Linked DNA regions of Homo sapiens: regions 1 and 2 are each linked to region 3. Evidence: chromatin loops called from intact Hi-C (ENCODE). Cell type or tissue: endothelial cell of umbilical vein. All regions are shown on one strand.

Region 1 (2,500 bases), 65 kb after region 3:
TACGTGGGAGGCTGAGGTGGGAGGCTGAGCCCGTAAGATTGAGGCTGTAATTAACCATGATCCAGCTGCTGCATTCCAGCCGGGGTGACAGTAAGACCTTGGAAAAAAAAAAAAAAGAAAAAAGAAAAAAGAAAGAAAAAGAGGAATAATTCAATCATATTAAGAACTTGAGCTTTATCCTAAGGTCACTGAGAAAGCTTTGACAGATTTTAACAGGGAAACGATCTTTTGATACCATTGAATATCATAGGTATTATAATGATCAACCCCTAAGACTGTTGTGTCCAAAGAGAGAGAAGACTGATTTATAGCTCAAGAAACTGAGGAGTTTACATTTGTTACATTAATGTTACTGGTTTTTCAGGCAGCATCACATTTAGAAGAATACAATGAAATGCTTGAATTAATTTTGAAGTGGATTGAAAAAGCTAAAGTCTTGGCTCATGGAACTATTGCATGGAATTCTGCAAGCCAGCTTCGGGAACAATATATTTTGCATCAGGTAACCTTAGGAAAAATAATCTTTAAAAAGTAACCAAGGGCAATTTGATTTAACTGGGTAGACTGACACAACACTTAGAGGGCTGTGATGTAAAATTTTTGGAGCTACCAGATAAAAAGAATGCTAAGGTACCCCTAAGTTGTTCAGTAGTTGGACAGAAAGGAGCTTCTCATGAAATTTCATGAAATTGAATAAATAAATATCCTTGATCTTCCCTAAACCTACCTTACACCAAGACCCAAACCAATCAGCCTTGTAGAACTCATTTTCTGTAGCTTCTTTGAAATAATTATCTGCAGGGATCTGGTGGGAAATTCTTTCCTGTGAAGAGATGCAATGAAGTGTGGAAAGATTCTAGACTCCACACTCAGACTGGTGGGAAAACCAAGCTCCGCCATGCAGGGCTGTGTGATTTGGAGCAGAATGCTTTGCCTCTCTGAATTCTGTCTTCTCATCATTTGTATGAAGACGTAAATAATATTCGTATTTCAGACTTATGAGATCAAGTGGTTTAAGGTACACACGTGCAAACGTCTGCCTGGCACATGCAGGTGCTCAGTGGGAGATCTCCCGCCTCCTCCCTCAGCCCTCACCCAGGCCTGTCATCTGGCCTTCCACAGGAGGTCGGGCAGCCCAGAGCAAGCCATGAGTCCACATCACATGCTGGCTATGTTAGTTCATTTCCTCTGAAGTTACATGAGAAAAATGTTCCTTTTCTGTCAGTCACGTCATCCAGGAAATTATTTCATCCTTTTGTAACTTAAGCTTAAATTAGACACAGATAGTTAATAGGCTAGTTATCATATAATAAAATATAGGGTGACTTTTATAGGAGTTACATGGGTATCGAGTATTCTAGATTTTTGTCTCTTATATTATTTATGTATCCTTGTGGCCTTTAAATGAATCCCTGTTTCCATTCTTGTTTACAGGGTTCTAGATCAAAGCCTCATTTTTCCATTTTTGGAATGCTTTAACAGCTTCTAATTTTTCCCTATATTCACAGTCTTTCTTCTCTGATCAATCTTGCGTATTCTTCCCACAATGTCTTTCTTAAGCAACTCCAATCTTTTGCTTTAAGATATGCTTAGATATGAACAGACAGGACTTAAGTTACCACTGATTTGAAAACAATGAAAAAAAGCCAACATCCTTAGAAGTCTAGAAATGCAAATTTCAGCAAAAAAAGAGAGGAAGAAAGACAAACTTAACTGTCACATTCATACTGTTTCTTTCAAGTTCATATTTAAGGAAGTGAGAGCTCTCAAACATTGCTGGTATCCTGGTAAAATCTCTTTGAAAAATAATTGGCAAAATGTATGGTGATTGTCAAAAATGTTGCTACTCTGGGCCACGTGCGGTGGCTCACACCTGTAATCCCAGCACTTTGGGAGGCCGAGGTGGGTGGATCACAAGGTCAGGAGTTCAAGACCAGCTTGGCCAATATGGTGAAACCCCATCTCTACTAAAAATACAAAAGTTAGCTGGGCATGGTGGTGGGCACCTGTAGTCCCAGCTACTCAGGAATCTGAGGCAGGAGAATCGCTTGAACTCGGGAGGTGGAGGTTGCAGTGAGCCAAGATCATGCCACTGCACTCCAGCCTGGGTGACAGTGAGACTCCATCTCAAAAAAAAAAAAAAAAAAAAAAAAGTTACTACTCTGGCCTGTTGGCTCCTTTTGGACTCCTTTTTATGGCTACAATCCAAAATATAGAAAATATTTTCCACAGTATTAATAACTGTAGTGAAAGTTTAAAGAAAACTTAAATGTGAAATAATTTTTTTCCAAGTAAATATTTGCATATAATAAAATATAATGAAGTCCTTAAGGTTATCATGACTTTTTTTTTCTTTTTTGAGACAGCATTTCGCTCTATCGCCCAGGCTGTAGCTCAGTGGCGTGATCTCAGCTCACTGCAACCTCGTCATCATTGCAGTGAGCCGAGATCACGCCACTGAGCTACAGCCTGGGCAGGTTCAAGTGAATCTTGTCCCTCA
Region 2 (2,500 bases), 77 kb before region 3:
CTTTTTGGAATATGCCTCATCTGGTTAGAACATTATTGTCTTTATACTATATGAAAAACAAAGAATGGCTTACTAACAAATACTGATTAATTTCCTTTCCCTGGTTATCTGAAAGTATGAGAAGAGGTGGGAAGTTCTTGGAGGATGAAGAGTAGACACCTCCTGGAGCTCTTGATTTCCAGGAGCTAGTGGCCTCATCTTTAAGACAATGCAGGTCTATAAACTAAAACATGTTTTACAAGACAAGTGACAGGTAAGGGCTGCATCAGTTTGGACTACAGAGCCCTCCCCTAGCATGGGAAGCTTCATGAATAAATTGGTGTGACTTTAGTGCTTCGGATGAGTAGGATGTTGATAAGCAGGGAGCAGCAAAGCATGGAGCTGGTGGGAGGCAGGAAAGCACAGGCCTGTCTGGGAAGAGTGAGTCAACAGGTTTCTAAGTTTATCAGCAGTCAAGGGTTCAAGTAGGCGATCTCTTGAAAACAAAGCTGGAAGACACAGGTTGGTCTAGGTAATATAATAATAATTCATGACTGTCTTAGGTCAGATTTCAAGGCCAAAGTGAAAATGAGTTGCATGGTTTATGAAGTATAATTTGATGCCATCTGGCTCACTAAAAACAATCATTTAGATGAGAAAGTGCTATCCAGATGGACGATTTAGATGAATTTTCATGAGAAAACTCAGTAGCCATTTATTTGTCTCAGTGGTACAGCACTATTATTTTTCACAGCAAAATTTGACAATATAGAGGAAATATCATTAAAGAAATGTCTTTGGATATTTGTAAGCACCAAATGATCATGTCACTAAAGAAAATGTTCCTCAGAGCTATGAACGTTCCCTGAGCTAGTGGCACTTAATGGTCTTTCATGGAATTTTTGTCTTTATGTTTTTAAAGGTCAAAGAATGTTACTCCCCACTCCTTTATGAGTCTCAGCAGCTGTTGATTCCGTTGGAGGAATTAGAAAAGCAGATGACGTCCTTTTATGACTCACTTGGGAAAATCAATGAAATTATCACAGTTCTTGAGCGTGAGGCACAATCGAGTGCCCTTTTTAAACAAAAACATCAGGTGAGAACAATCCTTTTCAGGAGACAATTATTCTAAAGCATGTGTAACAAGACCAGGGTGTTGCTTACAGGAATAGAAATTCAGTGAGGACAAGAAACATTTTTCTAGAATAGTACTACTAACTCAAAACAAAAATACATGTCTTGTCCAAAGATGAAAATCCATTCACTGTCAGTGCAGGGGCTATGTGAGCTGTTTGTTTCCAGGGAATGGTCTAGCTGGACTCAGGTGCAAACCAGGCTCATTCATCTGAATCAGTAAGTTCACTGAGTTGAGCAAAGTTAGAAAAAATGGTTTGTTTTGAGCACCCAGCTCCCCTTTCTATCAATGGAGCAACATTGTGATCTGGCAATACTCAGCAAGCATTTATAAACATCTGCTGTGTGCACGCGTAAGCCATGCATCCTGAGCCCCAACTACAGAAAGTGCAAAGTTCACAATGTCTCTGTGAAATAAGGGATGTGTTATAGAGATGGAGCCAAATCCGCCACTCTAACTTCAAACATTAAGGGTACCCATAATCAAAGGACTTTCTATTATTTCTCTGCTTTGTATTTATTTACTTTTCTTAGAGTTCCTGCCTACTAGCAATAGACCACATATAGTCTATCCTTTTAAAAATACAGATAAGAATTTATTTACATTAAACTTTTTATGGGCTTTGTTCATGAAACGTGATCCCTAGGTTTGCTAGTAGAAAGACACTATAAGAAAATTAAATAAATATCCTGTCTCTACATTACATAACTAAAAGATAAATATATATAAATTTTATATGTATAAAACTTATACAGAGAGGATATTTATATAAAATATATAAATATTTGTATTATATATACAGATATAATATTTTCCTTCTTATATTGACTTTCTTTTGGAGAATCATTTACTGTTGCTTCCCACACATAGCTTTAGGCATTACCTGCTGCCTTGCTGATTGACGAAATGGTTAATTTCACTTAAAAAGGCATACGTGCCTTCTTTTCTTGATACTTTGAAAACAGATAGATAGATAGATAGACAGATAATTTGATATATATTTATATACATATAATAAAAACAATTGCTTTCCATTTTCATCCAGTATCCATAACCTCTGACTTATGAGATCTTTACTTTGCTTCTTGAAATATGACAGTTTAAACAACCTTGAAACTCTGGAAATGTGTTTGATGTGATAATCATTTTTCTTTGTCTCATTTTTAGTAAACAGATTGTATGCATAACAGTCTCCTACTGAGTGTTGTAGTTAATTGGGTTATTTGGTTTATTATAATGAACCTGTCCATCAGAGGAGAGAGACACTAATGTACAAAAGGTTTGCCACTGCATTAATTGACATAGGTTCATGGGAGGAAGGTAGCATCATTAGTAGAAAGAGCCGAGAGTGTCTGAAATGAGTCTGACAGATATTCAGATCTTAGA
Region 3 (2,500 bases):
TATGCTTAACATAATTTATTAAGCATGCTTCATACTTAACATTCCAATGTTTCTTTACTTGCTAATTGGTCATTGATTTTCTTCTTGAACATTTTTGTGCCTGATTATCTTTTATTTCTATTTAATCCGGTAGTAAAGTCATAATTTTGTAATAATATTAACAAAATCCTGCCTTTAGCAATAGATATGTAAATATATAAACATCGGATGATTATTTCACCAAGAAAAATTTTAGTAAGAGAATCTATTCTCAGAAATGCTGCAATTATATCAATTTAACAATGTGATTTAATTTTATCTTGTTTTCCTTTACAGTATTTGTGTGCTTTAAGATCGAGCTAAATTGTTAACTTGGCTATAGCTAAACTGTTAAATTTCTAGTGACTTTTTTAAGGTAAAAAAATACTAATAAATGTACTCAGTCTAGAGGTTACTTTAAACTTTTGAGTAAGTCAGTCTATGAATGAATTATTCATTTTATATGCTACAAAAATGTTTACTTAGTATTGAGGTATTTGGAATCGAGTAGGGCTCATTCTTTTGCTGTGATGAGTCTGCTTGATTCCTAGTAGAATGGAAGTGTGATTTAAGCCACCACCCTGTTGAAGAAGATGAATTGAGTATAGAGACCGTGAGCAGAACACAGTTCTGCCACGATCTTTATTTACTTGAGCATCCACTTTGAGGGAAATATGGGTTTAATCATTCACAGGAGCAATCCACCACAGGCAAACACTTGAGTCACTAAACATTTTCACGTGTGCGAATAATGCCTGATTTCAGGGTCTCTGTTTAGTCTGTTTCAGGATATTGAGGATTCTCGGGATTTTTTTGCCATAAGCCTTAGGCACTCGTGATGACAACTCCCGCTATTATAATTTAAGAGTGGACAGATGAATTGATTCTGGGTCCTTGTGGCACACTTGTTAAAACTTCCTGGCAGGACAGGGTCCCCCTGTGTACACAGTTGAAAACTTGCAGTCCAAGTGACTCACAGGCTCTTCAGTTACCATGGTGATATTCCATTACAGGAGCTGATAGATTCCAGAGAGATTGGTGCAAGCCGTCTCAGCAGAGTGGAGTCGCTGGCTCCCGAAGTGAAACAGAACACAACTGCCAGTGGGTGTGAGCTCATGCACACGGAGATGCAGGCCCTGCGTGCCGACTGGAAGCAGTGGGAAGACAGTGTATTCCAAACGCAGAGCTGTTTGGAGAACCTGGTCAGCCAGATGGCCCTTTCGGAGCAGGAATTCTCAGGCCAAGTGGCTCAACTGGAGCAGGCCCTGGAACAGTTCAGTGCCCTTCTGAAAACCTGGGCTCAGCAGTTAACCCTCCTGGAAGGCAAGAACACGGATGAGGAGATAGTGGAATGCTGGCACAAAGGACAAGTAAGTTGGCTTCCTGTTTTCTATTGGTGGTTATGCTTTAAAAAATGTTTTGACTTTCATCATTCCTTAAAAAAAAAATCTTGCTAACTAAAAACACGCAACATGCACACTTGGAAGAAGTATTTATCTCATTAAATAAGCAAAGTCTGATTTGTTTCCTTTTCTTATATATCAAACTTTTGTAAAAATAAAGATTTGGGTTATTATTTGCGGTAGGAAACATTTGTTGTTAGTGGAGACATTTTACTTTCATTCCTATGGTGTAAGAGTCTGTAATACTGTATTCAGCCATTCAGTCTGAAAAATGGCCTGTGGGCAGGGGCATAAATAGACAGAGAGTCATAGCTGTTTTCTTGCCAGTTAACTATTTCATACAACTAAATGATTGAATTTATAGCCTTAAAAGACTCACTTGGTAATCTCCTACAGCACAGCAAATAGTTATCTCCCCGATTAGCTCTCCTCTGTGTGGTTTTGACAGCTGTTCTTGAATTAGCCTGTTAACAGAACTCTACGTCACCCTCCCTGGTCACCTTCCCGAGACTTTTTTTTTTTTTTTGAAGCTAATGGCAGCTTCTTTAGAATGTGAGAAAGGGAAGCCTACAAGGGAGACCGAAGAATGAGCAAGAGTGTAACCTCTTCTTCGTTTCTTTCACTGTTAAACAGTATCTTTGAAAGCCTTTTCAATATTTCCAGTTTTATAATGCCCTGATTCATGGATGTCCTTAAAAGGAAATTTAGTAAACTTCTCTGCTCCTATTTATATTACAATCATTTCAAAATAGCTCCTGCCAGTAAGAAAGTCATGTAGTATTTCCAGCAGTGTCTGGTTTTAAATCAAGTATTTGAAACAAATGCAGCATGCCATAAAATAAAGCTTTCTACCTCTTTATGCTACTCTATTTATAATGATTCTAGGTTTGGGGGTTTGTTTTTGTTATTCTGTTCCATTTCCTGTCCTTTAGATTTATGTACCAGAATAAAGCATAGAAATCAGTTCTGTCACAGAGGGACAAAGAAGTTGATAATTGCTCTACATGGTATAATATGAAAAAATCAGTTACACTTTCTTGGTTCCTTTTTCTTTCCCTTTCTTTCTATTCCAGTCACAG

Evidence for each region. A loop is a pair of places that touch in the nucleus more often than their neighbours do. Peaks named below come from ENCODE experiments on the same cell type or tissue, not always from the same donor. Only the 100,000 strongest peaks of a DNase experiment are listed, where the experiment ranks them.
Region 1: it touches region 3 in a loop (3-fold over the local background); 5 of 110 quality-filtered maps call a loop at or near these places.
Region 2: a loop joins it to region 3, with 7 times the contacts of the local background. A loop is called at or near these places in 4 of 110 quality-filtered maps.

Annotation. Positions count from the first base shown.
Region 1 is chr6:152,314,851-152,317,350 of GRCh38, reverse strand. SYNE1 (spectrin repeat containing nuclear envelope protein 1) reads left to right here. Exons shown (of 146, transcript NM_182961.4): 87 at 365-502. Among named protein-coding and RNA genes, the nearest start is that of SYNE1-AS1, 64 kb to the left of the region's middle. In endothelial cell of umbilical vein, no CTCF peak of the experiment used is centred here; a DNase peak (open chromatin) is centred at 1,180; H3K27ac peaks cover 2,141 bases.
Region 2 is chr6:152,457,332-152,459,831 of GRCh38, reverse strand. SYNE1 (spectrin repeat containing nuclear envelope protein 1) reads left to right here. Exons shown (of 146, transcript NM_182961.4): 22 at 902-1,075. Among named protein-coding and RNA genes, the nearest start is that of SYNE1-AS2, 56 kb to the right of the region's middle. In endothelial cell of umbilical vein, no CTCF peak of the experiment used is centred here; a DNase peak (open chromatin) is centred at 981.
Region 3 is chr6:152,379,894-152,382,393 of GRCh38, reverse strand. It overlaps SYNE1 (spectrin repeat containing nuclear envelope protein 1), which reads left to right. Exons shown (of 146, transcript NM_182961.4): 56 at 1,032-1,388. SYNE1-AS1 (SYNE1 antisense RNA 1) reads right to left here and starts at 1,864. Exons shown (of 2, transcript NR_120501.1): 1 at 1,801-1,864; 2 at 681-1,334. In endothelial cell of umbilical vein, no CTCF peak of the experiment used is centred here; DNase peaks (open chromatin) are centred at 1,033 and 1,763; H3K4me3 peaks cover 1,478 bases; H3K27ac peaks cover 2,222 bases.